Regions from separate parts of the Mus musculus genome. Here region 1 is linked to region 2. Evidence: chromatin loops called from intact Hi-C (ENCODE). Cell type or tissue: left cerebral cortex. All regions are shown on one strand. Each heading gives the region's core, and the rest is flanking DNA. Links, peaks and the distances in the headings are about the cores only.

Region 1 (16,495 bases), core at 5,571-13,570, 62 kb after region 2:
TATAAGTGAGTTGAACATTCTTCATACAGAAGATTGTGTGCTATGATTCTGCATTACATCTTTTAAAACCATTTCTGAATTGAATGTTCCTGAATCTGAAACTGTCGTGATTATTCCTGTGAGATTGTAGATTAGCTACATACCAGGACTGTAACCCTTTGAAGACTTCGTAAAGTGGTGGTTCCTTGGCTGACCCATCTAGAAACTTATGTAATAAGAGGCTGAGAAGGGCTCAGTTTGAACAGACTGTACAGTGTAGTTTGTGTGGGATACTTTCTTTCCTTCTGAGAGCCTAGGATGTTGGTCCGTACCAAGTAGAAAGTACCTTTGGTACTGGTCCCTGGCATTGCAGAGCACCTCGTCCCTAACAGTTTTGATGGTAGATAGCATTCAACAAATGTAACAAAGCCGGGTGTGGTGGCGCGAGCCTTTAATCCCAGCACTCTGGAGGCAGAGGCAGGCGGATTTCTGAGTTCGAGGCCAGCCTGGTCTACAAAGTGAGTTCCAGGACAGCCAGGGCTACACAGAGAAACACTGTCTCGAAAAAACAAAACAAAACAAAAAAAACCATGTAACAGCTGAGTTGCTGTACTGAGTCACTGCTGTGAGTGATGACACCAAGTCTCATAACTCCTCTTGGCAGATAGATCACTCACTGAACCTGGCTGTGTTAGGAAATAAACGCTGAGGACCAACAGAGAAGAAACGGAGTCTTCGTGTAAAAGTTTAGAATTCTTTGTTTTGGTACTTCCTATATGTAGCCAAGGCAGAACTTGAACTCACTATGTTTCCCAGGGTGGTCTCAAACACATGATTTTCCTTGCCTCTGCCGCCCTAGTGCTGGAATCACAGACATGTGGTATCATATCTGGCTAAAGTTTAGAGGTTTGTAATGGAAAATACTAATATATTTTACCTACTTAGGGTTATTTTTATTTTATTATTTTAGGGTTATTCTTAAGATGGAGGCAAGTATACTTAAAAGTAGAGATTGTAACAATTGTCTCAAGATTTTCTCACTCATCAGTCCTGTAAGTACTTCGCCTTATGTTTAAGCTAGGATCTGAGTTCCTTTCAAACGTGTGCATTAGGATTTCCTTACTGTTTTATTCTGCACTGTGGGAGTGTAGCAAACCTGCTCATCATGCTCTTAATACAAGACTTGGTGCATAGTAAAGTAGATGTTCACAAGGAAGCAGGGTCTTTACCCTACCCCCAACCTCCAAAAGGGCCCTGCTAAAACAATAGATTATTGTCTTGAAAGTCTCCCGCTTTTACAAATGTGCCATATAAGAGTGGTGTTAAAGTTGGGTGTGGTGACGCACGCCTTTAATCCCAGCACTTGGGTGGCAAAGGCAGGCAGATTTCTGAGTTCGAGGCCAGCCTGGTCTACAAAGTGAGTTCCAGGACAGCCAGGGCTATACAGAGAAACCCTGACTCCAAAACAAACAAACAAACAAAAAAACCAGAGAAACCCTGTCTTCAAAAACCAAAAAAAAAAAAAAGTGGTGTTAAGGTTTTGAACATCACCTAGCCAAGTTAGTAAAATCTTTATTTGTATTTCATCTCAATTTTTTTAACTATTCATTTTCCTTGTATGAATTCTTGTGTGTTTTATGTGTAAATATATTCATTATTTTGACACTATCAATATTCTTTGTGGTTTTGTAATTTTTACTTTTATTAATGACTCAAGCTGTAAAAATAAACTAATTTCAACTAAATGTGGCTCCAATATGAATCCCAAGCAACAGAAAAAAAAATACTCTTAGCTTAACACATACAACATAGAAGCATTCGAGCTGTCTGGCTCACAAAAGCTTAAGATAATTTAAACTTAAATTCTAACATAGAGAGAAAAGCTAATTTTATATCAGTGTGGTCAATAAGTAGTGAGTTTGTTTATAGAAGACAGTTACTCGGGATGGAGAGAGAATTGGATTCAACAATCCTCTGGCCTCTGCTCGCCAAATATTGAGAGTACAGGCATATGTCACTGTGTCTGGCTTGAACAAGTGTTTTTATTCTTGTGAAACTAGAGGGCAGTTCTAAGGACAGGCAAGCTACAGATATCTATAGTTTCATGGAAGAAGAAGATGGATAAGAAGAGAAAGCTGAGACTGGTGAGATGACTCAGCGAGTAAGAGCATTGACTGCTCTTCTGAAGGTCCTGAGTTCAAATCCCAGCAATCACTTGGTGGCTCACAACCATCTGTAATGAGATCTGACTCCCTCTTCTGGAGTGTCTGAGGACAGCTACAGTGTACTTACATGTAATAAATAAATCTTAAAAAAAAAAATAAGTCTTTGGGATGGAGCAATCAGGGACTGAGCGAGGGGGGTTGACCAGAGCAAACAGAAATCCTAAAAATTCAATTCCCAACAACCACATGAAGGCTCACTACCATCTGTACAGCTACAGTGTGCTCACATCCATAGATAAATCTTTTTTTTTCTTAAAGATTTATTTATTGGTTATATGTAAGTACACTGTAGCTGTCTTCAGACACTCCAGAAGAGGGAGTCAGATCTCGTTACGGATGGTTGTGAGCCACCATGTGGTTGCTGGGATTTCAACTCCGGACCTTCGGAAGAGCAGTCGGGTGCTTTTACCCACTGAGCCATCTCACTAGCCCAAATCTTTTTTTTTAATTTTTTTAAAAGATTTATTTATTATTATAAATACACTGGGGCTGGTGAGATGGCTCAGTGGGTAAGAGCACCCGACAGTTCTTCCGAAGGTCCAGAGTTCAAATCCCAGCAACCACATGGTGGCTCACAACCATCTGTAACGAGATCTGACGCCCTCTTCTGGAGTATCTGAAGACAGCTACAGTGTACTTACATATAATAAATAAATAAATCTTTGAAAAAAAAATACACTGTAGTTGTCTTCAGGCACACCAGAAAAGGGGTCAGATCTCATTACAGATGGTTGTGAGTCACCATGTGGTTGCTGGGATTTGAACTCAGGACCTCTGGAAGAGCAGTCAGTGCTCTTAACCACTGAGCCATCTTTCCAGCCTCATAGATAAATCTTAAAAAAAAAAAAAAAGAAGCTACGAGTTAGCAAGAACACACAGGCAGGAGCTGAGGAGAAAGCTCAGTGGGCAAAAGTTCACAAGCAAGGGTAAGGACTTGAGTTCAAATCCCCAGAAGCCACATAAATGGGAGGCAAAAGAAAGGCCAGCTAGTTCCTATACAAAGCTGCAGACAAGAGATCCTGTTAGAGGTGAGAACTAACACCCAAATTTGCCCTCTGACCTCCTCACTTGACCACAGTCCTATACATACAGAAATAAATGAGGAAGCAGGTCCAGCAGGGGAAGTCTTTTGAGTGGCTTCTGGGCTTGGAGGTGGGAATGTCAGGCTTAGCCATGAGGGTTTGATCAAACTTTTTTTTTCTTTCTGAGACAATTTCTCTGTGTAACAGCCCTGCCTAAAACTTGCTTTGTAGACCAGGCTGGCCTCAAACTCAGAGATCCACCACCTGCCTCTGCCTCCCAAGTGCTGCAATTAAAGACATGTGCCACCACCACTTGGCCTTGATCAAATTATAAAGTTTGATTTCTACATGTAGATAATAAAAAAAAATCAGGAATGTATTTTCTACTTATATTAGAAGAGGTATGTGAGATTTGTAAATGTGATTCCAGAATAACTATGCCAATTTGTAGACTATTTGGGATCACTCTTCTTGTCTTTTGTGGCTCTTTACTTATTTTTCTGGCCTGTGACTTCAGCCCTCAGCTCTCATTTGTCCTTTTGGAGTTTCAGTGAAATCAGGAGGTTTGAGGAACAAGAGAATCTTAAGAAAAATTTTGATTTAAATCATATGGGGAGATGGTGGGGAAGAAGCCATTATATAGTTGATTTTGTAATGACTCAGAGAAGTCAATACATGTGAGATTTTCTCAGATGTTTGTAAAACAAATGAATTTATATAAAAGATGCTACAGAGATGGCTGAGCAGTTAAGAGCACTGGCTGCTCTTCCAGAAGATCCAAGTTTGAATCCCAGGTTCAGTCCCAGGGGAATCCATTGGCCTACTGACAAGGTGTACAGACCTTCCTTACATTAAGGCAAAAACATTCGTCCACATAAAGAAAATGAAAGGAAAAAGTTTATGAGGCCCAGGATGGTGGCACACACCTTTAATTGTAGCAGAGGCTACAATTAATGAAGCAGGCAGGTGGATGTCTTGTGAGTTTGAGGCTCCATAGTCCACATACCAAGTTTCAGTTTCAGCACAGTCAGGGTTGTATAGAGGATTCTATCTCAAAAACAAAGTTTTAAATGGGATTTGGGGAGATGATTCTTGTCAGTAAAGTGCTTGCCACAAAAGCATGAGGGCTTGAAATCAGATTTTTCAGCCAGGCACACACCTGTAATTCTAGTGTTAGGGAAGCAGACCCAGGAGGAGCTCTGAGACTGGCTGGCCAGCCTGCCTAGCCAACTGGTGAGCTTCAGATATAGTGAGAGGGTTTGTCTCAAAAAATACAGTGATGAGCAACTAAGGAAGATACTCCGTGTCTTGTGCCTACCTCTGGTCGCCATGTCCTGAGCTCACATGCACAAACATGAATACGTGCATGTACACAAATGTAAAAAAAAAAAAAAAGGTTCACTCTTAAACTCTTACCTCTCTTATTCTCATCTCTAGCTCTCCTTCCCCTCCCTTCGCCCCTCTCTCCACATGGCCATGGCAAAAACCTACTTCTCTGCCCTTTGTTTTCTATAATAAAGCTTTAAAAAAAAAAAAAAAAGGTCTCAGGTTAGTGGGAGGGTATGATTTGCAGGGCTGAGGAGCCCAGAGCCTAGATTCCCAGAGGCTTGAGTTGGCAAGACAGATCACAAGTGTGAGTCCCAGGCCAGCCTGAGCTACACAGCAAGATGCTCTCTCCAAAAATTATTAATAAAAATCTCTATTCCTCTTACCTGTAAGAAAAATTGGGGCTTATTCAGAGAAGGTTTTAACAGATTAAATCATGGGTGTGAAGACGAGTAGAAACCTAGACTTTGAAATTTTGATGCCCGTAATGAATCCATGTATTTGATTATTATAATGGTATTGTAGTTATGTCAAAAAATGCATACTAAAATATTTATGAGTTAAGTGGGCTTTTTTGTTTGTTTTTGTTTGGGAGGTTTTTGTTGTATTGTTTTGGTGTTTGTTTGTTTGTTTGTTTTTAAGACAAGGCAAGATCTCATATAGCCCAGGCTGGCCTGGGATTTGCTGACTCTTACTAATGCCAGGATAACAAGTGTGTGCTACTGCACCCAGTTCCTGTCACCCTGGGACTTTGTGAGTGCTAGGCATACATTTGACCAATTGAGCTACATCTCTAGCCTCGAGTGAAATAATTTAAAAAATTTAAATGTTCCAATTATGTCATGCTGACAATAGAAATATTATTTCAGCAGCAGTTTTCATTGCAAATCAGCATGAATAGAGAACCTATCCAGGAGCCTGGGGCTCCAAATGAGTCTAAATTGTAAACCAACTATCTAGTACACCATTCTATTGGTGCTTTCAAATGGATAAGAAAAAGGAGCCCAGCTGGGCAGTGGTGGCACACGCCTTTAATCCTAGCACTCGGGAGGCAGAGGCAGGCAGATTTCTGAGTTCGAGGCCAGCCTGGTCTACAAAGTGAGTTCCAGGACAGCCAGGGCTATACAGAGAAACCCTGTCTTGAAAAAAATAAAATAAAATAAAATAAAAAGGAAGAAAAAGAAAAAGAAAGAGAAAAAGTAAAAGTAAAAGGAGCCTACATGACTCAACGCTCTGGTTCTGCCACCAGAGAGCTAAAGCAGCCTCCTGACTGGGCTCTGGGCTCTACAGGCCTCACTTCTCAGACTAGTCTTCACACCAGGCGGAGTAATCCTTTAAAGGTAGAAATCAGGGTCCTGCTCCGCCCGTGAAGAATCATGCAAACCTGCAAGACTGAGTTTGATACCAGATACCCACATGACTGCCAAGTTGTCTTTTGTTGCTAAAATTCCTTCTCAGAGAATGACATAAGCAATAAGCAATATCTATTCTTCTTCCTAAGGTTCCAACAATAAACAGAGTGTGGGTTCGCTCTGGGGGTGCTTATAAGTTTATTGGGCTTCCTTACAGAACATGGGTAAGGGGTTACTTATGGGATTGTGGGTGCTCTTCTCCCCAAAAGGCAGTCTTTGCCAGCAGGGATGAAGGCTTTCCCATAGCTGCACAGATAGAAGGCAGCCCTCTTTCCCATAGCTGCACAGATAGAAGGCAGTCCTCTTTCCCATAGCTGCACAGATAGAAGGCAGCCCTCTTTCCCATAGCTGCACAGATAGAAGGCAGCCCTCTTTCTCCCTTCCCCTGGTCTATGTGCTCTAACTCCTCCCGCGTTAAGTGCTATTAGGGCAGAATTACATGCGAGATGTGGTTTAGAATGGCTGAATACCCAGCTGCTGATCCCACGAACTCCCCTGCCTTCCATAAGGGGATGCAAATAGTCAAGTCCAGCTGGAATGATCTGAACTCCCAAAGATGGTGACCCCCCACACACACACACCATTTTGAAAATTAGAACATGCAAGTCAAATAATTTTACTTTCTCCAAAACTTTCCTATGTTTCCCAATCCACTGAATAAAACCAAGAAGCCACTGTGGCTTCATATTAACTCCATGATCCTGGCTCTGCACCTCGGTCTACCCCTACGAAGACTGTCTTACAAGCATGGGGTCTTACACTGACCTGCTCCCTGTGTCTGTCCTTTCACACACAGCATGGCTTTTGTTTTGTTGTTTGTTTGTTTTGTTTTGTTTTGTTTTGTTTTGATACCAGGTCTTGATATGTGGTCCAGGTTAGCATGGAACTCAAAATTCTCCTGCCTCAACTGAAGCAGGACTCTGATTATACACAGGACTCTGATTACACAGCCCTCCAATCTCGGGCTCCATGATTCTGTTCTCTTTACAACTAGTTTTGTTCTTTTTTAAAGATTTGTTTATTTATTTTATGTATGTGAGTACATTGTTATGAACCATCATGTGGTTGCTGAGCATTGAACTCAGGCCCTCTGCTCTCTCCGGCCCAAAGATTTATTATTATTATATGCTAGTACATTGTAGCTATCTTTAGACACACCAGAAGAGGGTGTCAGATCTCATTTCGGATGGTTGTGAGTCACCATGTGGTTGCTGGGATTTAAACTCAGCACCTTCCGAAGAGCAGTCAGTGCCCTTACCTGCTGAGTCATCTCACCAGCCCCGTTCTTGCTTTTTAAAACATACTTTTAAATTTTAATTTGCTGCATGGCTAAACATTTTTTAAAACTGTTTTTACCTGTTAGTCTACTCCCAGTTCTATGAGGTCAGAGGTTTCACCAGACAGGTGTGTTCTGATTGCTTAGAACAGTGTCTGCCTTAATAGAGGCTGACGTAGGAAATTCTATGAACTAATAGTCTCTGAAAAACTTCCCAGCCTTACTTTCCTCAAATATAGTGGGGTGTCACTGGTATCAGTGAGGACTTCCTTTAAGAGTCTATATAAAGTAGTGACTTTCTTAACTTTCTCTTTAACCACCTAACACTGTTACTCTCTTTTATTCCCTTTTATTTTTCTTTGCATTTTGTGTCTGGCACAATGTTATACACATTTAGATAGTTATTTCCTTTTCCATAAGATCCTAATTCTCATGAAGGAAGTGACTTGGGGTTTTTTGTTTTTTGGTCTGTGTGTTTCTTGTTTGTCTTGGTTTTGTGTGAGTCTCTCTCTCTCTCTCTCTCTCTCTCTCTCCCTCCCTCCCTCCCTCCCTCCCTCCCTCCCTCCCTCCCTCCCTCCCTCCCTCCCTTCCTTCCTTCCTTCCTTCCTCTCTTTCTTTCTTTCCTTCCTTCCTCTCTTTCTTTCTTTGAGACAGGGTTTCTCTGTGTAGCCCTGGCTGTCCTGGAACTCACTCTGTAGACCAGTCTGGCCTTGAACTCACAGAGATCCACCCGCCTCTGCCTCCCAATTGCTAAGATTAAATAAAGGCTTGCAGAACCACTCTCCAGCTTATATAAACTCTAACCCTAATATTAATAATACAATGGCTAACCCTACCCCACCTCTCTCTAATCATGATGTTTGACGATTTAGTAGTCTTCAGTGGACACAAATTTGTCACCATCAGAAACGGACCCTTGTTTCTGTTTTTGCTGTTGTGAGACATGGGAGCTTCCTGTGTGGAGGTCTTGGAACTCCCCAGTGTTGGAATTGTTAAGTGTTCATCAGCACCCCAGGTCTCAGAGCTGGGCTTCAGGCTTTACAGCTATAAATAGCTATTTCTTATTTGAATAAACCAGCTCTGATCAGACAGCATTTGCTCTGTATGTACTATAAATACTGCTTAGGGTGGTAGTGAAGTTACAGGGCAACCGAGAGAAATTTGTCAGTAAGTTAGGAAAAAAAAAAAAGAAAGAAAGAAGAAAAAAAAAGCCTCTTCATTTTTTTTTTTTTTTTTTTTTAGGCTGGGCATGACAGCCCACACCTTTTTTTTTTTTTTTTTTAAGATTTATTTATTTATTATATGTAAGTACACTGTAGCTGTCTTCAGACACTCCAGAAGAAGGAGTCAGATCTTGTTACGGATGGTTGTGAGCCACCATGTAGTTGCTGGGATTTGAACTCCAGACCTTCGAAAGAGCAGTCGGGTGCTCTTACTCACTGAGCCATCTCACCAGCCCCAAGCCTCTTCATTTAAACGCACCTTAGAATTACAAAATCATTTGTTTTTCTCATTTCATTGTTGTTGTTTTGAGACGGGACTTCACGCTGAACTCCAGGCTGACTTCAACTCACCATGTAGGCTAACCTTGAATTCAAAATATTCTTGCCTCAGCCTCTACGATAGGCTCCACTTTATTTTTGACCTTAAAATTTAGCCGCAGTTTTGACATAGCAGACCAATAGGGTAAAAAATAAAATTACTAATTTCCTTCATGAACTTTCAAGTATTAACCAGAAATTCAGTCACCAGATTTTAGAACAAAAGAGATACTACAGCTTGCGTAGGACAGTCAGCGGTGCGAGGGGTAGAACGAGACCAGGTTGCTCAGCCCACCTGCCTCAGGATTGGCTAAGGCTCCGCAGGCCCCGCCCCTGTCTGGCGTTTCCTTGCACTCGGGCGGGAGCGTCCAGAGAAGTGAGAGGGTGGAGCAAGGCAAGGAGGCCCACCCCCATCTGTCTCAGGATTGGTTGATACCTAGTGGGCCCCGCCCCCTAGGGCGAGGCTTGGGCTGCGGTCGGGAGGCGCGTGGGACGGGCGGGGCAGTCTGTGGCTCTTGCAGTGCCTGTGGCTGGGTCTGTTCGCTGGACGCCGGCCAGGGATGCTTCCGCCGGACCGCTGTGTGGGTCTTGGGTTGTGGCGGAGGGATGGCGAATGTGCAGGTGGCCGTGAGGGTCCGGCCTCTCAGCAAGCGGTGAGTCTGTCAGGAGGGGGCGCCTGAGGGGTCAAGTGAGCTGAGAGGAGTGCGAGGTCCCTGCCTTCCTCAGGGTGGACTGGCGTGGAGAAAAAAAAAAAATCAGACACAGATTGTCATGGAGGCTCAGGGTCCAGAAGGCCTGGAGGGACAGGGCTTCGCGTCCTAGGAGATAGCAGTTCTTGTGTGGCTCCAGGAGTCGCTGCCCTGTGTGCATGTCCTTGGTGACCTGCCAACTAGTTTCTAGGGACCCTGGCTTGGGTCTTGGTGCACGTAGTAGGGCCTTTCTCACGGAGCATGACGTGAGGAAGTACAAAAGGATGGGCAGACTCCACTACTTTTGGTGTTCTGGGAGTACCCAAGTGAGGACTGGAGGCTGTTGTGTCCGTATATACACATGGGATTGCTCCAAGAGGACATAGGAAAAAGAATTATCAGGATATGGAAGGAAAATAAAGGCCCAGAGAAAGTACACTCTCAACCTGTGCTCAGTAGTTGGTGTGATTTAAAGACTGAACTGTGACATAGGGGAAGTTTCTCCAGACATCTCTTCTTGGTGTCCTCCATGCTAGCTAGTTCCTTGTGTAGGAGCCTGATTCTGCACCCCTCAGCCCTTGAGGCATCCAGTGTGAAGCTGCACACTTCATCCTCTTTTCCTCTCACTTGGGAAGTCAGAGAATGCTTTGCACAAAAGTTGGTGTCAAAGAGCTGTTGTGAATGATCTTTGAGTTTTCTGACAAGTAAGGAGAAGAAGTGCAGAGTCCTCCAAGAACAGGAAGAAAGAGCAAATCTCTGCTCTTAGGGTGTAGATGGAAGCCTTGGACACCTGCTTGGGTTGAAGCGGAAGAGTGATGGGTGATAAAACTGGCAGAGTGTGGGTCTAGACCAGATGACATGTATTGGAATTAGCAGGTTTTTTTTAACTGTCCAGTACACAAGATACCTTGGTAAATGGGAACAGAGGTCAAAAAGGGCATTGTCTCCTATGACGAAAATGGTTCTGTATGGGTTAGGTTTGTCCTTTTAGAGGCCATCTGCTTTTAAAAGTTTAGACCGAATGAGAGCAGTGAGATAGGAGGAACACAAAAGAGTGTACCCCAAATTGCTGTGTTTTGATTGGTAAATGACTTTTTAAACATCTGGCTTTATATCACTGCCTGTGGTGACTCAGGGCTGGGGGCCTCCTGGGAGTAGCTGCTGTCTAGGAGGAGGTCCTTTCCAAACTGTCTTTTAGGATTTGTAGGATAGCAACATTGACCACTTACTCTTAACTGTTTAGTTCCTTGGAAACCAGCAATTTCAAATAGCATGGATTAGATTAGGAAAATGCTGTTGATATTTGCAGTCACTGCTAAGAATAATGTATCTCATCCAACAACAATGAAAAACAACCAGGAAACTTACTTTCAGCACCAGTGTGGGGCCTTGAGAGTAAGTGGTAGACTGTCAAGCCCACTGATCTCCAGGAGTGAGCAGAGTTTAGCAGGCTCCCGGTTCACAAGGACCATAGATTCAGAGGTAGTTATGTAAGCACTCAGTGCAATCTCAGCCAAGAAGTCAGAGCAGACCATTCTTCAATTCCCACAGAAGTCTGCAGAGATAGTGGTAGTACCCGCTGCTCATTGAGGTTGTTTTGCATGTGTGGAATCTGCTGATTATGTAGTCTGTGCTAATATTCAAATAAGTCATCAGCACTGATAACTGTATGTGTGAAGGAACCATTAAAGTCACCTAGCCAAAGCTAACATTATTTTTTCCAAATGAGAACATTGTCTTGTTTAAGTTCTAAAAAGCAGGATTTGACTCGCCGCACCATCCTGCTCCTTTCTGAGATGCTCAAAATTACTCCTTTGTTCTATAGGGCTAGAGATGACCTTGAATAAAATAACAGCACAGAAGTGGTTTTGAAGCCCTAGCCTTGACCTCAGCTGTCTGTCACTGTGAGATGCTGTCCTTGTCTATCCAGACTCACTCACTGCTGAAGAGCACCTGCCTGGTCTGTGCTCTGCCCCCACTCTCCTGTGCCTTTCACACCATGCATTCATTTCCCCCACTTTTTTTTAGGGTTCTTAGGATATGTGAGAATCAGTCTCAGAAAACAAAACAAAAAGGGTTTTTTTTTTCTCATTTAAATTCTGTTCTTATTTCTTAGGGAGACCAAAGAAGGGGGAAGAATTATTGTGGAAGTTGATGACAAAGTGGCAAAAATCAGGAATGTAAAGGTAAGCCTGAAATATCTGTTTTTTTTTTAAATTAAGAACTATTATAATTAGGTGGCCTCTTGGGGTGAATATGTCTAGTATATGAAAGAGCAGGAGATGGAAGAGGCTTGTAGAGGAATCGTGGACCAATCATAAAGCAAATAAACAAGAAGAGAATTGTGCGTAGACTCCAGAAGATGTGGTGGTTTGGTCAATGGTCTGCTAACTGGAATAGTGCAGCTGTTTTGTAAACTGATAAGCAGCTGCTTTGAAACTAACCCCAGGGATGTGATAAGGGCCATGATCAGCTTAACTCTTGCCAGGGGCAATTTGTGTGTCTATGTAACTCACCTGGTCACCAGTTAGACTTTATCCTGAGCCCCACAACTGATAATACTTTATCCATGGCATCCTTAGGAATTTTACCAGATAATATAGGGTTTGTGTTGGCCATAATGTGGTCCAGACATCAGACATCAGCCTTCAGATCCCAAAAGGCCACTAACCTGAGTCTTGTTGCAGATTTTCTTTTACCACCCTATTTAATTTTGGAGCACAATTGGACAGGCACAGGGAACTTCCTTCCCTCCCCCCATCTCCTAGTGTCAACTTCCTCCACCCTTCCTGATGTGGAAGATGAATGCGTTCTCCTTTTGTGGAGCTTAAACAGTGGAAAGAAGCCAAGGAGGTGACCACATGACGGCTGCTGTAGTTAGCTTGTGGTATAAGCCGCCATTGCCAAGAAATGAGGAAGCTGAGGCAGAGTGGAGGTTATAGACCTCAGCCTCAGAGCTATGCCCTCTCTTCTGTGATGTGATTTGTTTCCTCTTGACATTCGCTCTTGTTAAAAGGGAATGGGCTCTGCCAAAGTTTCAGCAGGAGCTCCAGGAAGACAAGGGACCGTTCATCCCCTGCCTCCTCTTACTTATCTCTCTTGCTAATCACTTCAGGGTACTTTTGGGTCTAGAGAATAAGCTTGGCCAAGAACAAACTTTAAAAAAATATATTTATTTATTATTTTATGTGTATGGGTGTTGTGCCTACATGTATGGCTGCACCCCACGTGTATACCTTGTGTTCTAGGAGGCCAGAAGAGGGCATCAGATCTCTTCTCTGGGCCTGGAGTTACAGATGGTTATGAGCCACCACATGGGTGCAGGAATCAAACCTGGGTCCTCTGGAAGAGCAGCCAGACTCTGAGCCATCTCTCCAGCCCTGAAGAACAAAGTTAGGTTTTCCGTCTACACACCTTGGCTATTGACTTCCCTAAAGTCGTTATCTATGAACAGGCACTTACTCATGACAGCCAGGTTCTTCTGTAGTTTCTGAATGGCTAATGTCAGAGTTGCCTTTCCCTTTTCAAACTTTACTCTTCTATAAAACTAAAGTTCTCCTCTAAAAGTAAAGTACTCTTCTAAAAAGATATGAGTATCTGTCCCCTTAATCTTTCCCTGGGCACTCTTAGTGCTGCGTTCTCAAGGAGCAGCCCTCGGTAAGTCTTGCTTTCCCTCCTGGATCCAGGCTGGCAGAGGACAATGGAGCAGCCAGCACACAAAGCATGCCTACAGGCTATGGTGACTTTGTAGTATCTTCCCTTTTTACATCTGTGAAGTAGGAATTAGGGGGTGTCCATTGTTGAGTTTTTTTCTACTCTCTGGAGAGGATAAAGGAGATCTCGTAGGGAGACCATTGTCACCTGAAAGCCAGAGTTTACATTTAAATATTAAGACTAGGCATTTATGTGAAGAGTGCCATTCTCCCCAGTACAGAGGACTCAGTGCAGTTCCAAGTTTTGGCCCTACCCTCCTCTGCCTTTGGCCACTGGATTATTCCTGGTTGTTCTGTCTTGTTTTGTTTTGTTTTTCAAGACAGGGTTTCTCTGTATAGCCCTGGCTGTCCTGGAACTCACTTTGTAAAGATTTTTTTTTTTTTTCCGAGACAGGGTTTCTCTGTGTAGTCCTGGCTGTCCTGGAAATCACTCTGTAGACCAGGCTGGCCTCTGCCTCCCGAGTGCTGGGATTAAAGGCGTGCGCCACCACGACTGGCGTTGTTCTGTCTAATACTATATCCAAGACACTGAGGGTAGATTCCTACAGGAGCTGCCAATGAAAGCTCCAGATTGGTGAAAACTCTTGGACCCAGGGACTGTCTACTCAGAGGATGCCGTCAGTATCCTCTGCAGAAATCCTTAGGGAAGAAGTGAGTGTGGAAGATATATATCCCTTACAGGCTTTCTCTGCTGAGCTGTTCTATACCTCATGTGTTTGTAAACAGGAGACATGTTAGTGTCGTAGGCATATTTAGTTCTCTGGGTCTCTATTTGTTTCTAGTGAGGTGGAAACAATTTTTCTCTCTCTTCTTTTTTTTTAATATTATTTATTTATTTTTATTTATATGAGTACACTGTAACTGTCTTTAGACATATACCAGAAGAGGGCACCAGATCCCATTACAGGTGGTTGTGAGCCACCATGTGGTTGCTGGGAATTGAACCCAGGACCTCTGGAAGAGCAGTCAGTGCTCTTAACTGCTGAGCCATCTCTCCAGCCACCACCCCCCCCCTTTCTTTCTTCCTTTGTGGCTGTTGTAAACAGTCCAGTAGTTAGTCCAAGTCTCTGTAATTACAGGAGAACATCAAGAGCTCCTGTCCAGATTCCAGAGTTACGACAAGGAAAACACTGGATTCTGTGCTTAATTTTAGGTGGACAGTCGACCAGAGAGCTTTGGAGACACCCGGGAGAAGGTTGTGGCATTTGGCTTTGATTACTGCTATTGGTCAGTCAACCCAGAGGACCCTCACTATGCATCTCAGGAAGTGGTAATGTCATTTTCCCTCCATTCTCCTTTTTACAAATGTTTGCTGTAAACTTACTTTTCAAGTTTATTATGGCAGTTGCAGGCTGGAAGTACTCTAATTAGTACTTTTACATTTGGAAAATCTCCATGCAAACTGCTTTTCCAGAGGAAAACTAATACATTGTGGACTGTTTAAAGTTATCTCCATGATAGCACTGTCTCCTCAGTTTTTATAACTGTAAACTTAGGTAAATTAGCATAGAATCTGAGTGATGGCTGTTATTTGTTTATTTATTTATTTAGAAAATTTTATTTTATTTTATTTATTTGATAAATATGATGAGAATTCTGTAGCTGTCCTCAGACACACCAGAAGAGGCCATCAGATCCCATTACAGATGTTTGTGAGCCACCATGTGGTTGCCTGGAATTGAACTCAGGACCTCTGGAAGAGCAGTCACTGCTCTTAACCGCTGAGCCACCTCTCCAGCCCAGTGACTGTTATTTATGATCTATAGAGATGGTAGTGAGTGGCATCATTTTTTTGAAAAATGATTCAAAAAGGTGGGAAAAGACTGCTTGGTCAAGGAGTAGGAGCTTCGGTAATGTCCATTTCCAATTTGGGCCTCAGTGTGCTTCACGTGGGGTGCAATGCAGTTAGTCTTCTGCTGCACGGCCTTGAACTGTGTGCAGCAGGACTGGAGAATCCTAGAGGCTAATCTGTCCTTATGACCTTAAGTGTGTACTTGTGCTCCTACACAGATTCTGAAAGGGATAGATAGGTAGGCTGTAAGACTGCAAGAGTGTATAGGAGGTCAGTTCCAAAGTTCTGATGGCTGAGCATTGAGAGGAAAAGGCTTTGCTGGCTGAGCTGAAGGCGTTGCTGGTCATCTTCTTGATGCCTTGTAGTTTTTGTCTATCTCTTTCTCCAGTTGCCAAGGCATCTAGAGGTCTGGCCAGTGCATCTTTAGGGCATCTTTGTTTCTGAGAATCAGTACCAATGTATTGTATTGCATTGGTTGAGCACTGTAGAAGGTTATGATTTCAGTCCTCATAATGGCAGCAAGCCTTGCTAGCCCACAGAAAATCATCCTCATACTGGCAGACATTAGGGTACTTTGGGACAGTCTAACCCTAAAATTGAGAAAAAAAAATATAGCAGGCATGGTAGCACGTGCCTGTGCAAAGTTGTATGGTGAACCTGTGAGTATAAATTACCCATTTCTACATTAGACCTTATTTTTATTTTTAATTATGTGTGTGTCTATCTGTCTGTCTGTGCACATGAGTACAGTGCCCTGGGCTTGTGAGCAGCTGAATATAGATGCTGGAAATCAAGCTCAAGTCCTCTGTAAGAACAGTATGCATTCTTTTTTTTTTTCAGGGGGGGTTCCAGACAGGGTTTCTCTGTATAGCCCTGGCTGACCTGGAACTCACTCTGTAGACCAGGCTGGCCTCAGAAATCCGCCTGCCTTTGCCTCCCAAGTGCTGGAATTAAAGGTGTGCGCCACCATGCCCAGCGCAATATGCATTCTTAACCTCTGAGCATCTTTCTTACACGCGTTCTCGACCGGCCAGGAAAGACGCAGCAAACCAGAATCTTCTGCGGCAAAACTTTATTGCTTACATCTTCAGGAGCAAGAGTGCAAGAGAGCAAGAGCTCTATTGCTTACATCTTTAGGAGCAAGAAGCAAGAGCCAGAGCAAGAGCTCTATTGCTTACATCTTTAGGAGCAAGAGTGCAAGACCCCAAAACCAAAAACGAAAGCGAAACCCCGTCCCTCTTAAGGAGAGTTATCCTTCGCCTAGGACGTATTACTCCCTGATTGGCTGCAGCCCATCGGCCGAGTTGTCGTCACGGGGAAGGCAGAGCACATGTAGTGGAAAACTACCCTTGGCACATGCGCAGATTATTTGTTTACCACTTAGAACACAGGATGTCAGCGCCATCTTGTAACGGCGAATGTGAGGGCGGCTCCCCACAGATCCCCCTTTTCTTTTAATAAGAGCAATAGGCCACCCATATTAATGAGAGTGGAGATAGAGGTCAAATCCCCAGTGTGCA
Region 2 (16,495 bases), core at 5,256-13,255:
CACAGCAGAAGACGGCATCAGATTTCCATTATAGATGGTTGAGAGCCACCATCTGGGAATCTTTGGGAATTGAACTCAGGGCCTCTGGAAGTGCAGCCAGTGCTCTTAACTACTGAGACATCTCTATAGCCCCCAAGGCAAAGTATTTCATTGGAGGCTAGTTTACAATTTTAGAGGCTTATTATTAGTCCATTATCAAGGCAAGGAGCAAGGTGGCAGGTAGTTGTGGCGCTAGAGAAAAAGCTAAGAGCTAAAACTTGAACTGGAAGCAGAGGAGGGAGGGGGAAGAGGAAGAAGGTGGGAAGGGGCAGGGGAGGGAGACAGGGAGAGGGCCTTTTGAAACCTTTTGAAGCCCATCCCCAGTGACAAACTTCCTCTAACAAGGCCACACCTCCTAATCCTATCCTAAACTCCACTCCCTGAAGACTAGGTGACTAAGCATTCAAACAAATGAGCCTGTAGGGCACATTCAATCACAATTTCTTATTTGCATGTTAAAATTTAAAAGATAAACATAACGTGCTAATGAAAAAGAAAGCAGCCAGGCTTGGTGGTGCACGCCTTTAATCCCAGCACTTGGGAGGCAGAGGCAGGCGATTTCTGAGTTCGAGGCCAGCCTGGTCTACAAAGTGAGTTCCAGGACAGCCAGGGCTATACAGAAAAACCCTGTCTCGAAAAAACAAAAACAAAAAAAAAGAAGAAAAATAAAAAGAAAGCAGATGGATGCTCACAGTCATCTATAGGATGGAACACAGGGCCCCCAATGGAGGAGCTAGAGAAAGCACCCAAGGAGCTGGAGGGGTCTGCAACCCTATAGGTGGAACAACAATATGAACTAACCAGTACCCCCAGAGCTTGTGTCTCTAGCTGCATATGTAACAGAAGATGGCCTAGTTAAGCCATCATTGGGAAGAGAGGCCCCTAGGTCTTGCAAACTTTATATGCCCCAGTACGGGGGAACGCCAGGGCCAAGAAGTGGGAGTGGGTGGGTAGGGGAGCAGGGGAGGGGGGTGTGGGGGGGAGGGTATTGGGAACTTTTGGGATAGCATTTGAAATGTAAATTAAGAAAATATCTAATAAAATAAAATTAAGAAAAAAAAAAGAAAGAAAACAGAGTCAGGAGTGTTAGCACACTCCTTTAATTCCAGCACTTGGGGTTAGGGTTAGGCAGGTGAATCTCTGAGAGTTGAATACCCAGTCTGGTCTACAAAGAGTCCAGGACAGTCAGGGCTATTACACAGAGAAACATGGGGGGCGGGGTGGAGGACAAAAAACAAACAACCCCCAAACAAAACAGCAACAACAAAAAGCAAAGGGTCTGGAGAGATGGCTCATGAGTTAAGAACACTGACTGTTCTTCCAGAGGACCTGAGTTCAATTCCCAGCAAACATATGGTGGCTCACAAGCATCTGCAATGGAATCAGATGCCCTTCTTGTGCCTGAAGACAAATAAATCTTAAAACAAAACAAAAAAAAGGACAAGCTGGGCATGGTGGCGCACGACTTTAATCCCAGCACTGGGGGGGGGGGGGGGGGGGGAAGAGGCAGGTGGTTTTCTGAGTTCAAGGCCAGCCTGGTCTACAAAGTGAGTTCCAGGACAGCCAGGACTATACAGAGGAACCCTGTCTCGAAAAATCCAACCCCCCCCCCAAAAAAAAAGTATTTTACTATAAAATATGTGCTTCAATATATAAATGCTTGGGCATGACTTTATTAGAAATCATAAAATTATGAATGCAGCACCTAGAAAAACATACTGGTATTAAGACTTATCACTTGCTGAGTGTGATGGCATACACTTTTAATCCCAGCACTGGGGAGGCAGAAGCAGGCAGATCTCTGGGTTTGAGGCAAGCCTTGTCTCCAAGCAAGTACCAGCTTAAGGTGTCTGATCATCATAAAACAGGCATGGTAGCACACACTAGTAATTCTAGCACCAGAAAGGCTGATGCTAGACCCATGAAAGGGTCATGGATTTGAGCTAGCTATCTCCAGCTCTGTCTCCACAAACGAGCAACAGCAATAAGAAAGCACAAGTAAACTAGAATAAACTTCCCATTCATATTCTAGCACCAGGGAGGCTGTTTTTCAAAGCCAGATTGGTTCAGGCTAGCTGTGGCTACAGAGCAAAGAATTATTAAACAAACAAATGAAAAACAGTGAGAAACCACCATTGAGGCTAAATTTACCACTAAGCCCACTAGTCAATCTCAGTATCATTAAAAAATGGGAAACCTCAGCAGACAGCATCACAGACAGAGCATTTAGCAGGAATCCAATAAGCACTGTTCTCTAGCATCCAGTTGGTTGTAACAAGCTTAGTGATATGTATCACAAGCCTGAATCATCAGTTTTATCTACACAGGTGTCTTCAACAAATCAAGGTGAAAAAGCAAGAAATGAAACTTCTCTGTGTTAAAAGAGACCTCAAGATGTAGACTAACAAATGCAACAACATTGTAGCCTTTGAAGGTTCCTGATGGTAAGCCGTGCAGTCCCAGTTACTCATGAGGCACAGAACAGAAGCAAGTTCAAGACAGCCTGGGCAAGGTAGACAGACTGATCCATGTCTCAAAAAGAGGGAGGAAATGTCCAAAGTAGCTCAGTGAAACAAACAAACACAAACACACACACACACTTTTTAAAACAAAACAAAAAAGCTAGGCGTGATGGTGCTTATAATTTTAGCACTTGGGAAGTATGCAGACTTAAAGGTCAGCTTTAGCTTCATGAAACCCTATCAAAGAAAACAAACAATTTAGTATTGAATAATATAGATAGGGCTGGGCAGTGGTGGCACACACCTTTAATCCAAGCACTTGGGAGATAGAGGCAGGTGGATTTCTGAGTTCTAGACCAGCCTGGTCTACAGAGTGAGTTCCAGGACAGCCAGGGCTACACACAGAAACCCTGTCTCGAAAAACCAAAAAGTGTTTGTTTAGCTTGAAAAGAAAAAGAAAAAGAAAAAAAAAAAAAAAAAAAAGTCACAGACTGTGAAACTGAAACTCTGGAACCACTTCTATCCTTCATCCTTGACAAACATTTTCCACTTTCAGAAGTGGCTCAGTCTAACAAAAGCACAAATTTTACAAGTCCTCTGATACACACCTGGTAGCTCATACTTCTGGACAGCCCCTTTCAGACTACAACCACAGCAACAGAGTGTAAGCTGTTCATGGGCAACTTGCATCCTAGATGAGCAGTTAAGAGTAATGTAACCTTTAGTATAAAAATCCTCAACTTCCCTTTCCAGAACCCATTTACAAAACACAAACTATGTAGAGATCTCATCTTGGGTTTAAGAGCCAAGGCACTCAATGTTCCCTGCTTTTCTCAGAGACCAGCCTTGAATTTGTTCTAATCTGGATGTACAGTAAGGACATGGTTTTTCTGTTTAAAACACCTTCCTTGTGTCAAAGCCACTGGTTCTGCACCAGACTGATGAAATCCCTTCACACCTTTTCTTTCCTGACTGTTGAAGCTCTCTTCAAAAATCCATCTTGACCCTCTCTCCAGTTAAAATCTACGATGGGCTGTACGAAATTCCAGCACTGTGATTGAACTCAGGATCAAGTTTGAGGCCAGTCTGGGCTACATAAGCCAGATTCTCTCCAAAACTATGAATCAAAATAAACTCTACTATTTTCTGTATCTAGTAGTTCAGTCCGATCTCGAAGGAGTGCTTAGAATGTCTAATTTGGGGCTAGAGAGAGGCTTAGTGGTTAAGATCACCGACTGCTCTTCCGAAGGTCCTGAGTTCAAATCCCAGCAACCACATGGTGGCTCACAACCATCCGGAATGAGATCTGACGCCCTCTTCTGGTGCATCTGAGGACAGCTACTGTGTACTTAGATATAATAACAAATAAGTCTTTAAAAAAAAAAAAAAAAAGCCGGGCATGGTGACACACGCCTTTAATCCCAGCACTTGGGAGGCAGAGGCAGGCGGATTTCTGAGTTCGAGGCCAGCCTGGTCCACAAAGTGAGTTCCAGGACAGCCAGAGCTATACAGAGAAACCCTGTCTCAAAAAACAAAAATAAAAACAAAAACAAAAAAAGAATGTCTAATTGGGTGTATCAGAAAGAGATGAGCGTAGCCATCACCGGAGATGAAGTTCACTAACTCCACAACGTGAAAACTTCAACAAATCACTCTCAGTATCTCAGTACCTCATGTAAAAAGTACTACCCAAAAACATCTACTACAACAGCTTGTTAAATTCCCAAGACACACCTGAATGTACTTATCACACGCAAAGCAGATACTAAGTAACTCGTAGATGAATCTGATCATTCATTCTTTCGTTTTTTGGCGTTACACTTTTAAGATTCCCCCCTGTAGTTTTAGAACAGGATTTGGCTCTTAATCAGTCTGTGATTGGAATCACTTTAATATAAACCGATATGGTGGCTAGAACTGTAATCTGCTTCCAAGTTGGGGTAAAAAAACACACACACACACACAACACTGAAATCTGGAACTTCCCCAAAAAGATAGTTTACGTTACTTTCAAAGATGACTATACCTAACAGACTGAAACGGGAGGCGGTGCAATAATCTCCTCTCCACACTACGCACCAAAATCGTACTAAATATTAAATGGACACATACCGTTCCACTAGTTGCTACTACATTGCTAAGACGCATCCCACAAGTAGAGTCCTCAAAAGCAGGAAAAAGAGGCGACACTGTTAGTCTCGGAAGGCTAGAGATGGCCCTGGCCTGAAACCTACAGCTTTTAAACTAAGGCTGAGATTCCTCCTAGACTAGACCCCATGCCGACAGAGGTCAGGGCCTGCCCCAAAGGTCAAAAACCTGGAGCCACGCGTCCAGTCTGGGTTGCGAACAGAATCGGATTGCCCTTGCTGGAATCTGTGCCCAGAAGCCAGACGCACCGCTCGCCAATAAACCCTAAACCCACACAGGTCAGAAGGGGCATCGTAGCGTGGTCGCATGCAGGCGCAGCTCCACCACCTGTCCAGGGGGCAGACCCTCGGGCTCCGATACGCCCAACCAGGCCGCATCCTCCTTACTCACACTCACAGCCCGACCTTCCTACGCCATCTGGCCGCCGAGGACCCGGCGAGGGAGCTCCCAGACGCCCCCTTAGCCTCCGGTCCGGCGGCGGCCCGGGACCCGCTCCCCGCCGGGCACTGACGCCGCCGCCGCCGCCGCTACTACCACCATCGCGCAAGCGCGCAGGCGCACGCAACTCAGCACGCTCCCTCTCCCCTCCCACTCCATCCGCCCTTTTCAACCATCTAGCTTTATTTGAACATAAGAAGTGAACAACGGACACCAGACAAGTGGCCTTACTCAAAAAGGATGAAGAGCCCAGATAGGTCTTTTGCACAAACCAATTGGCTGCACCTTCTTTTTCTTGGTTTGTTTGTTTGTTTGTTTGTTTTCCCCATTTTCCAAGCTCTTTCTGGACTTCCCCTACTTTCTAAGCCCTCCACCATAAGCTGTGGCAGTGTCTTGACTACATTTCAAAACTATTCCTTCCTTGTGAAACTTTGGAACAGATAGATTCCAAGTTAGGCATGGTAGCTCACCTCTGCTTCTGGAGGTTGAGAGCAGAGTGTAACGGGAGTTCAAGGCTAGGCAAAGCTGTTACATAGTTCCTGGGCTACAATGTGATACTGTTTCAACAAAGGACAGAACTCAATTTAAATCTTAGCCTAGCCAGGCAGTGATGGCGCACACCTTTAACCCCAGCACTTGGGAGGCAGAGGCAGGCAGATTTCTGAGTTCTAGGCCAGCCTGGTCTACAGAATGAGTTCCAGGACAGCCAGGGCTACACAGAGAAACCCTTTGTCGAAAAACCTAAATAAATAAATAAATACGTTAAAGCCTCAAATCAAAATAAACAGCTACCTTCATTTATGTGTAAATCCAGATTCCTTCTAAAGGTTTAGGGAATTCTTCCAATTGTGTATTTGTGACATCACAAGTCCTTAAAGCATTTAAGGTCTGCTAGGCTGCTTTTTCTACTTCCCCTTTAAGGGAGATTACATACAGAAGTGCTTTGCTCTAAGTTCAGAGACATAGTTCAAGAAATGCCAATATAAGTGAGGACCAAAATAACCATAGACCAGGATTTCACAACATTGACAGGTTTTTGTTTTTGTTTTTGCTTTGCTTTGCTTTGTTTTGTTTGTTTGTTTGTTTGTTTGTTTGTTTTTCGAGACAGGGTTTCTCTGTGTAGCCCTGGCTATCCTGGATCTCACTTTGTAGACCAGGCTGGCCTTGAACTCAGAAATCCGCCTTCCTCTGCCTCCCAAGTGCTGGGATTAAAGGCACGCGCCACCATGCCAGGCAACATTTACAGTTTGAAGCAGATAACTGTTACCAGTTGCTGTCTAGTGCATTCTAAGATAATGTTCCCCCAACTCTCTAGACCCTGCCCAGTGTCCCCCTGGAGGGCAAAAAATGTCCCTAATTGAGAACTACAGTATTACATCCATAATTATCCCAATCCTTTTTTTTTCTTTCCATTTTTTATTAGGTATTTAGCTCATTTACATTTCCAATGCTATACCAAAAGTCCCCCATACCCACCCACCCCCATTCCCCTACCCGCCCACTCCCCCTTTTTGGCCCTGGCGTTCCCCTGTTCTGGGGCATATAAAGTTTGTGTGTCCAATGGGCCTCTCTTTCCAGTGATGGCCGACTAGGCCATCTTTTGATACATATGCAATTATCCCAATCCTAACTGTATTCAGCCATATATTTTCTCTCTCCCTGCCCTCAAGAAATGATTTAAGAAAGACTAACAAAACAAACTTCTGAGTTCATTGCTACAGGCCTTAATAGTGCTTATCTCTGTCTATCACATTCTACAACACCCCAACGCTTCTCAATTTCCTTAAAGTTGCAGCCACTTTTCTAATCAGCAAAGGGTCCGTTTCTGACTTCCCAGAAAAGTTAACTTCCTGTTTCTAAACATACAGGCTTACAAATAAATTTTGTCATTATCATTGAGAATACTCCTCCTTCCCCCAACTCTGTGAGGGTTAGTCTCTCTTCCATGAATGTTCCTTTCTGCTTAGTGTCTTGGGTTTTATATATATGTATATCTATGTATTTGTGTGTGTGTGTATGGCAACATGCTTCACCCAGTGCTCATATAGAGAAGTCAGAGGACCTGCAACTATATGGAATCAAAATTAGGGATCAAAATCAACGAGGCCCTTAGGCTTGAGAACTAGTGCTTTATTTGCTGAGCCTTCTTGGCAGCCTCAGCCCTCTCGGCTTTATTGTTTGAGGCAGGGTCTCTGGTTGCTAATGTTAACCTCAACATCACTATATTGTCATAGTCGGTGATGATTTTGTATTTCTAATCTGCCTCTCCACCTCCTGATGCTGAGATTATGGGTTTTAACCACTATCTAAACCTCCTATCAGTATTGATTTTTTTTATTATATTTTATTTGTATGGGTATTTAGCCTGCATGATTGTCTGTGTACCATCCTTGTATATGTGCCTGTGGAAGCCAGAGGAAGGTTTGGATCCCCTGGAACTGGAATTACAGATAGTCGTGAGCTACCTACCAGGTGGGTGTTGGAAACTGAGTTTATGTCCTGTGGAAGAACAGCTACCTTTCCAGCCCATAATTTTATTTATTTACTTTTGAGACAAAGAATTACTTTGTAAACTGGGCTGGCTTCAAACTCACAAAGATCCCCTTTGGTGCCAGGATTGTCGGTGTACACCACCAACTCTCATCTGAGGTTTGACTACTGAAGCTCTAACCCAATCACGATCTTTACTCAACCTCACCCTTGATTTTTTTTTTAATTCAACTGTTTCTCTCATCTGGGTTTTTTTTTTTCCTCCTGTCTTCATCCTAACAAAATAAAAACGAATAAGATACATTATTCTTCCTTTTCCTCTGACAAAAGCCAAAGTTTCCAAAAGCATTTTATAATGTCCCCATGTCTCTCTCTTCTCCAAACTATTGCAATGTCTGTCAACTATCACCAATCCCTTGGTATTAAATTCAAATGATATTTCTCAGACTTCTTCTATCTCTTAAGAAGAGGCTATTTCTATGAAATAGTTTTTATTCCCTATATTGCCAGCTTTTTATTTATTTATATATATTTTTATTTATATATTATTTATTTGTTTTGCTTTACTCTTAGAGATGCTTGGAAGAATTTTTGGGGCAAGTTGTTTAAAATCCTTCAGTAACTCAATGGGTATAAAACGAATCCTAGGTTTATTATTCCAAATTTTACAAGACCTTTAAAGATCTAGCTTGATCCTCAGCCCTGATGGCGGTGGTCTCGGGGCTAAAAGGGCTCTTCCATTCTCCCCCCCAACCCAGTGATAGACTGTACTCTGAAATAGGATCTCACTAAGTTATCAGTTTGGCTTTACATTCCAGAGGTCAAGTGATCCTCCAGCCTCAGTTTCTGATAGCCTGAGGATTACACAATGTGAGCTACCACGTCTTCACATTTTCTTTTGTCTCAGAAAGCGAACTCTTAAACTTCTAACAAGAAACTTCCAGAAGGCGCTGCGTTGTTGTTGTTGTTCCCACTGCCTGGAAAACTCTTTATCTCGTAGACTTCCGAAGTACTCCTACTTATCATATCCTTCGTGACTTTAAGAGTAACTTCCTGTGTCAATCCTTCAGACATTCCTCAAAATAAATGTTTTGTTCATTGTTGGCCAAAGCTGCTTCGGAATTCCTGTGACCGTATTCTGTTAACTGAAAGGTATTTACGCATCTATTTCCCTGGTTTAAACGGGCCAAAACACCCTGTAGACTTTGGCAGTCGCGAGTTTTTCCTAGTCTTTCAAACACTAAAGCGTCCCGTGCAAGGCTGCCTTCAGGGATGATAGTTGGAAGAACTCCTCCCGGGGAGAATCTGTAGGGTTAACGGGTGACTTCCCAGGATCTCCGCCTGCGTGGCAGGAGATTTAACACCCTCTCCGCGGCGATTGGCTCCAGTGGTAGAGGTGTGTCTGCCCCGCGGCGCCCTGCGACTGCGCAGGCGCACAAGTCCTCCGGGCGCATGCGCGCGAGGGAGCGCGCACCCTGTCCGATCTTCTAGAGTCCGAGAACTGTGGAGGCTGGAGAGGAGTGGCCGGAGCCGCCGGGTGAGGCTTCTGGAAAGTAGCTGAGGGAACTAGTCAGCGGGACAGGTAGGATGATATCCCAAGGAGAAAAAGGGTGGTGGTGGTGGTGGTCCAACGTTTTGGGGGTCGGACTTGAGGGGAGAAGAGAGCTCCGGCCAGTCCTTGGTGGATTGGGCCGAGAAGGAGATCGCCAGGCGTTGGCGACCAGCGCGAGCCCTCGCAGGAAGGGAGGCGCTATGGTGGTGCCCTGGACTTGGGTGGTTCGGCTCCTCGTCCCTCACCTTCAGCCTCACGATGTTTCTCGTTAGTATTAACAGACTGTCTGGCTGGTGGCCCTAATGAACACATAGTTCTGAAATGGTTGTTAGAAGAATGACCCCGAGGGTCCTGGCGTTGCAGGCTCCACTGTCTAGGAAATTCCCTGCTTATCTTGAGGCTTCCCCGTGGGAAAGCGCCAAGAATATGGTCAGTCAAAAGATGATTTTTTTTTTCCTCAATTCGGTTTGTGTGTGAGGAAAGTATTTTAAAGTACTGTTACACTTCTTTCCTTCGTCCTTAATCATTAGTCACTGCACTATTTGGAAAAGCAAACTGGCGGTAGAGGAAGCGAAAAACAACCGAGTTGAGGAAAAAGATCTTTCCTTTTTGCTGTTTGTCATTTGGGTAGGTTTGGGCTGGGGGCACGGATGGGATTGCAGAAGAGTTTAGAAACTGGCAGCTTTTGACAAGTGTTCTCAGAAAATAGTATAGTTTCTTACTTGAAGAAAATAAGTATCTTACTTGTGAAAATAGTATAGTTTCTTACTTGAAGATATTTTTTAAGGATCGAAATAACTTCATTTGCCCTGCTGCCTTTTAAGAGGGTTTTGAGATATCCTGGTAAAATGCTAGTAGTTCAGTCATAGCAAGGTAAAATAGATCCTTCTCACGTTCTTCTTTTTCTTGGAAAATACTATGCATAAATTCTGTGAGGCCCTGGGCAGTAGTGGTGCACACCTTTAGTCCCAGTACTTAGGAGACAGAGGCAGATGGATATCTGTGAGTTCGAGGTCAGTTTGGTCCAATGAGGCATTACTTGTTAAAGCATTTTTTTTTTAAAAGACATGATCTCACTATGTAGCTCAGGCTGGCCTGGAATTCAGAGATCTGCTTGCCTCAGTCTCTCAAGTGCTGAAATTAAAGGCATGCACACACACACACACACACACACACACACACACACACACACACACACACACACAAAGCTTAAGTCCTTTGAAGTTCAAATTTGTGAAAGCTGTTTCATGACAAAGTAAGAAAAGTTAGTATTTCTGTTACTGGCAAAGTTGATGCCCAAGGAATTCCCTGAGCACTTGTTATTTGTTCTTTTGGTGAGAGGTTATGCGAAAGAATACATTCAAGTAGATAATAGCAAATTGGAAACACTTTCTTACCATGCTTCTGGGACAGGCCATATTAAAGTAAGTTAAATGATTAAACTTTGCCTGTACCTTAAATAATTATCATTCTTAGCAGGACTTCTTGTTTCATTTTGCTTTTTAGGTGGCTTCTTGTTGGGGGTGGGGTCTCCTTTCTACATTGTAGCAACCATAAAACCAAGTGAGACTGGGCCAGAATTGGGAGTGGGTAGCTGGAGTCCCAGGTGAGTATCTAGTGACACCCTGTCCTCTGTCAACAGGCCCCAATCCTGAGAGTCTTTTGTGAGTAATTCCAGTTGTTCTGATTAAGATGGTAATGCTTATTTATGCTCTGAGGACAGTGCTCCATAATCACATATTTAATACTTCTGAGACGGGGTTATATAAGCCAGCCTCAGCAACCTCATGAAACCTCATCTCAAAACAACAATTAAACAATAGACCTATATTAAATATATGTCTCCCAGTTAGTTCTCTCAACCTGGTGGTTGAGAGATCTGAGCTCTCAGCTATTGCTCAAGCTCCCTCTGCTTGCTTCTGTGCTCCTTGGCCATGATGGTCGGATAAATGGTTTCTTGTGTAAGTTGCCATGTTCATGGTCCTTTGTTCCAGGAATAGTAAAAATGAACTAAGATAGAAGCTGGTGCCGGGCGGTGGTAACGCACGCCTTTAATCCCAGCACTCGGGAGGCAGAGGCTGGCAGATTTCTGAGTTCGAGGCCAGCCTGGTCTACAGGGTGAGTTCCAGGACAGCCAGGACTACACAGAGAAACCCTGTCTCGAAAAAAAAAAAAAAAACAAACAAAAAAAGATAGAAGCTGGTACTGTTTAGACCAGGACAAAATGAATATATATATATATATATATATATATATATATATATACACACACACACACACACACACATACATACATACATACATACATACACATACATATAAACCATATTGAACACTGTTCTAGGCACTGTTTTGTTTTGGCATTTGGTACTTGAAGATTAAACCTAGGTTCCCTCCTGCATGCTACTTACGCTTTCCTCTGAGAGCTGCTCTCCTAGGGATAGGTGCTGTTATATTTTGCATGAATGAACCATGTAATATTTACTGGATTTAAGCATGATTACTCTTATTCAATTAAGAAACTAAAATATAGGGATCCATCCCATAATCAGCCACCAAACCCAGACACTATTGCATACGCTAGCAAGGTTTTGCTGAAAGGACTCTGATATAGCTGTCTCGTGTGAGGCTATGCCAGTGCCTGGCAAATACAGAAGTGGATGCTCACAGTCATCTATAGGATGGAACACAGGGCCCCCAATGGAGGAGCTAGAGAAAGCACCCAAGGAGCTGGAGGGGTCTGCAACCCTATAGGTGGAACAACAATATGAACTAACCAGTATCCCCAGAGCTTGTGTCTCTAGCTGCATATGTAGCAGATGGCGGCCTAGTTGGCCATCAGTGGGAAGAGAGGCCCCTTGGTCTTGTAAACTTTATATACCCTAGTACAGGGCAATGCCAGGGCCAAGAAGTGGGAGTGGGTGGATAGGGGAGCAGGGCGGGGAGAGGGTATAGGGAACTTTCCGGATAGCATTTGAAATGTAAATAAAGAAAATATCTAATTTAAAAAAGAGGCAAAAAAAAAAGAAAAGAAAAGAAAAAGAAACTAACATATAAAAGTTAAGTAAGCAATGGTCCAAATTTGAAAACATGTCAGCTTTTGCCTGTTATCCTAACATTTGGCAGCCAGAGGCAGGAGTATTGCTGGGTATTTGTTGTTGTTTGTTTTATATTTTAATTATCATTTTTGTGTGTAGGGGGGGAGGGTGTGCACACATATGGCTGTCAGGAGAGCTTGCAAGAGTCCTTTCTTTCATTCTATCGTGAGGATACCAGGGTTCAAATTCAGGCTTGGCTTCAGGCACTTTTTCCCTTGAGCCATTTTGAGGTCCCAGACTGATTTGAAACTATCATGGTCTAAATAGTAGAACTAAGACAGCTTCTGTCTTAGTTCATTTTTACTATTGCTGTGGCAAAAGACTTTGACTAAGGCAACTTACTGAAGAAAGCACTTATTCTGGCTTACAGTTTCACAGAGGGCTAAAGTCCATCACCATCACGTGAAGGAACATGGCAGCAGGCAGAGCGAGCTTAAGAATAGCTGGGAGCTCCGATCTTGAGACACCACCACCAGGCTGAGAGAACTGGGACTAGCATGGGCATTTCAAACCCCAAAGCCTGTCCCCAGTGACACAGTTCCTCCAACAAGGCCACACCCTCTAATCCTTCCTTCCCAAACCATTCTATCTACTGGGGATTAAGTATTCAATAGATGTGTCAGTTGGAGCCATTTTCATTCAAACCACCACAGCAAGTATACACACATGTCCCAGTCAGGGGACAGCTTGTAAGAGTCTTCTCTTTCTCTCCACCTTACGAATTCCTGGAATGGAACTCAGGTCATCAGGTGTGTGGACAAGCACTTTACCTACTAAGCAGCCTCACTGGCCCCAGGGACCTCCTTCTTCAATGTTCTTTGGAATTGTTCTTTTTAGAAACCTCAGTACTGATGCATAGGTATATACCTATTGCTCTTTTTAGGCTCTCTTGGAAATTCCTGAACACATCTAATACGATGCGTTTTTGAATCCACTAACCTGAGAGGGTTGGAGGGAGTTTTTCATGTAAGGTGAAGCGTTGTCATCTATCCTCACCTAAACTTGTTATCTAACATACTTAATCTGCCTTAGTCTGCCAGGTTGTCATCTTCCCTAGACCAGTGGCAGAGGAACTGCCTATGTCTTCGTGGCTTTTTCACCTTCCACATGTGCACTGTCAATGTCATTGATTATATCTCCCCAGGATTACACCCAAGTCGCTTAGGGTAGAATTGTGGAAATTCCAAAGCTGAAAGAGGCTTGAAGACACCAAACAATTAAAATATTCAAATCTGTAAAACTGAAGTGTAATTTTGGGGTTTTGTTTTGTCTTTTTTTGTTGTTTTGTTTTGTTTTTTAAGACAGGGTTTCTCTGTGTAGCCCTGGCTGTCCTGGAACTCACTTTTGTAGACCAGGCTGGCCTTGAACTCAGAAATCCACCTGCCTCTGCCTCCTGAGTGCTGGGATTAAAGGCGTGCGCCACCACGCTTGGCATTGTTTTGTCTTTTGGTTCCTGATTTCTAGTGGTTTCCTCTGACTTGCTTGATTTTTTTTTTCCACTGAGTCATGTGTTTCCCTATATTTTGAAACATAGATGTTTATAATAAATATGGTAATTCCTGTGGTAAACTTGTCTCATCATTTGCATACTTTGGGGACAGGGGCTTCACTTAAGAATGGCTAAAGTTATCCACTTAGAAGAAGGTACAAAAGAAAACTAGAAAGGAAATAAAGGGAAAACCTATTTCTTGAGCCAGGGTTGTGTGTATAGCCTAGGCTGACCGTGAGGTGGTGACCCTTCAGTCTTATCCTTCAGAAGTATTAGTATGGACCATCACATCTGGCTGTGGGAACTGTTCTTAACATAAACCATCTGATCTAAATGCCTTCAAGAATTGTTAAAGTTGGAACATTGTTTATTTCTTGGCCTAAAGTTCTCTTTCTCTTTGTCTGTCTGTCTGTCTGTCTCCGTGTCTCTGCTTGCCTGTATCTGTGCCTGTATCTTTTTTTTATATAAAAGTAGCTCAGGTTGACTTGAAAATTCCCTATATAGCCCAGGCTGGCCTTAAACTTGTAATCCTCCTGTAGAAATGAAATGTAGCTCCAGTGTGATGACGGTGCCAATGGCTCCAGCACTTAGAAGGTTGGGACAAGGGGATCACGAATTCAGCACCAACTTTTGCTACATAGGATTTTGAAGTGTGTTTTTATTACAAATATTTATTTGTAGGGAGGGGTGTGTCTTGGTATGGACTTGGAGGTTGAGGACAACTTTTTGGTGGATTGGTTCTCTCCTTCTACCATATGGTTCCTAGGGGATTGACCTAGGATCAGCAGGCTTGTATTGTTGGATGGTAAGCTCTTGTTTATCTGCTGAACCATCTACCAGCCCTATGCAGGGAGTTTGAGACCAGCCTGGACTACTTGAAACTCTCTCACTCCCCACCTCATAAAGAAATGGAATAATATACTAGTAAAATATAGTTCTGGAGAGAATCTAAATTATGTTATTTTGCCTGGTGACTTATGATCTATATCTGAAGTTCTGGCTTCTCTTTTTTTCAAAAAAAATTATTTTATGTATGAATGCTCTATCTGCATACTAGAAGAGAGCAGCAGATCCCAGTATAGATGGTTGTGAGCCACCATGTGGTTGCTAGGAATTCAATGCAGGACCTCTGGAAGTGCAGACAGTGCTCTTAACCTCTGAGCCACCTCTCCAGCCCCTGATTTATTTCTTGAATTCATTTCTTACCATTTCTCTTTGGATTCTAGAAGTTAAACAATGGGTAGCTATGTTGAACATATACTTGTACATTTAGAGCAGAGGTTCTCAACCTTAATGCTGTGACCCTTTCATACAGTTCCTTATGTTGTGATGACCTCCAACCATAAAATTATTTCATTGCTACTTCATAACTGTAACTTTGTTACTGTTATGAATTATAATGTAAATATCTGATATGCAGGATATCACACATGCAACCCCCAAGGGGTCTCAACCCATTAAGTTGAAAACCACTGCTCTAGAGCTTAGAATGAAGGCACTCATGGCATTGAATGTCTCATATGATTAAAGATGATTGACAAGGCTTCATCTTACCTAAACTGTATATACCCAAACTATCCAAGGTCTTAGCTGATTCCAAGTTAGTTTCCTGATTTTCCCTTCAAATGTTCGATACCAGGAGTCAGGGCCGAGGGTAAAGAACATGACTGAACATGAGTATCAGTGCTCTGGTGAGGCGTAGTAGTGTACACCTGTAATCACAGCACTCAGGAAGCTACGGCAGGAGGATTTGAAGTGCAGGGCTAGTCTGGACTACATAGCAAGACTGTCCCAAATCATCATCATCATCAAATAAATAATATTCACTTCATTGATAACTTGTACTTATGGCTGGCACCGTGCTAAGCACTTAATGTGCATTTGAGTTTAGAAACAATTCTGAGAAGAACTTTTAATAAATAAAATGAAATGTCACATAAACAGGCTAAGTAAATTGTGTGGCTGCTATAAGTGGGATAAGGTTCTTGTGCCGGTAGCGTGGTTAGGCTAGCTTGGATTGCCAGTTTAGAATAAATTTCTCTTGTTATGAGATAGGAAGCTTAACTTTTTCCCCATGCACTTATGTTGGTTCTTCAGATGGGTTTCACTCTAGTTTAGGCTGGAATTGAAGGCTTCTTTTACCCCACATTGACCTCAGCCTTGAAATCTTCCTGCCTCAGGTTCACAAGTGTCAGGTAAGCAACATCAGACTGGATCTTGTTCCTCCTGGAAAAACGAGTGAAGGGCACTTGATGTAGTGGGCCATACCTATAATCCTCCCACTTGATAGGCTGAGATAGGAGGATAGTTCACAAGGCTACTGTGAGTTTCAGAACAGCCTGTACTGCACAGTGAGGCCCTGCCTCAAAACAGAACAAATAGAGAAAAACAATGTTTTCAAATTCTGAGGAAGTCGGTATGAACCCATGCCGCTGAGGATCTGTCTGCCTCTGCCTCCCGAGCACTGGGACTAAAAGAGGGTACATCACCACATCTTGTTGAGATCTACCTATTTTTAAGATTTCATATAGATTTGTAAGGCATCATGGCACATGTGAGTTCAAGCCCAGCCTGGTTCACATATTGAGCTCTAGGCCAGCCAGGTCTGCATAGGGAGATCCTGTCTCAAAATAAAACATCTCATATAAATGATATTATATAATATATGGCCTTTTATGTTTGTTTTTATTTATTTAGTGTAATGCCTTCATTGCTAACACATACTGTAGACTGTAAATACTTCACTTCCTTTTTCGAAGTGAATAATCGCCCCTTATAT

The links. Hi-C counts contacts between places; a loop is a spot of excess contacts. Peaks named below come from ENCODE experiments on the same cell type or tissue, not always from the same donor. Only the 100,000 strongest peaks of a DNase experiment are listed, where the experiment ranks them.
Region 1: a loop joins it to region 2, with 2.1 times the contacts of the local background. A loop is called at or near these places in 2 of 42 quality-filtered maps.

What each region holds. Positions count from the first base shown.
Region 1 is chr2:120,619,837-120,636,331 of GRCm38, forward strand. Stard9 (START domain containing 9) reads left to right here and starts at 9,285. Exons shown (of 33, transcript NM_001370940.1): 1 at 9,285-9,434; 2 at 11,587-11,656; 3 at 14,337-14,453. The coding sequence starts at 9,388. Haus2 (HAUS augmin-like complex, subunit 2) reads left to right here. Exons shown (of 6, transcript NM_025475.3): 6 at 1-1,724. In left cerebral cortex, for the core only: CTCF peaks have their summits at 9,484 (motif pointing right) and 12,702 (motif pointing right); DNase peaks (open chromatin) are centred at 9,178, 9,705, 10,963 and 12,323; H3K4me3 peaks cover 1,512 bases; H3K27ac peaks cover 1,500 bases.
Region 2 is chr2:120,558,648-120,575,142 of GRCm38, forward strand. Snap23 (synaptosomal-associated protein 23) reads left to right here and starts at 9,024. Exons shown (of 8, transcript NM_009222.3): 1 at 9,024-9,159. It overlaps Zfp106 (zinc finger protein 106), which reads right to left and starts at 5,212. Exons shown (of 22, transcript NM_011743.3): 1 at 5,040-5,212. In left cerebral cortex, for the core only: no CTCF peak of the experiment used is centred there; a DNase peak (open chromatin) is centred at 8,995; H3K4me3 peaks cover 2,001 bases; H3K27ac peaks cover 1,423 bases.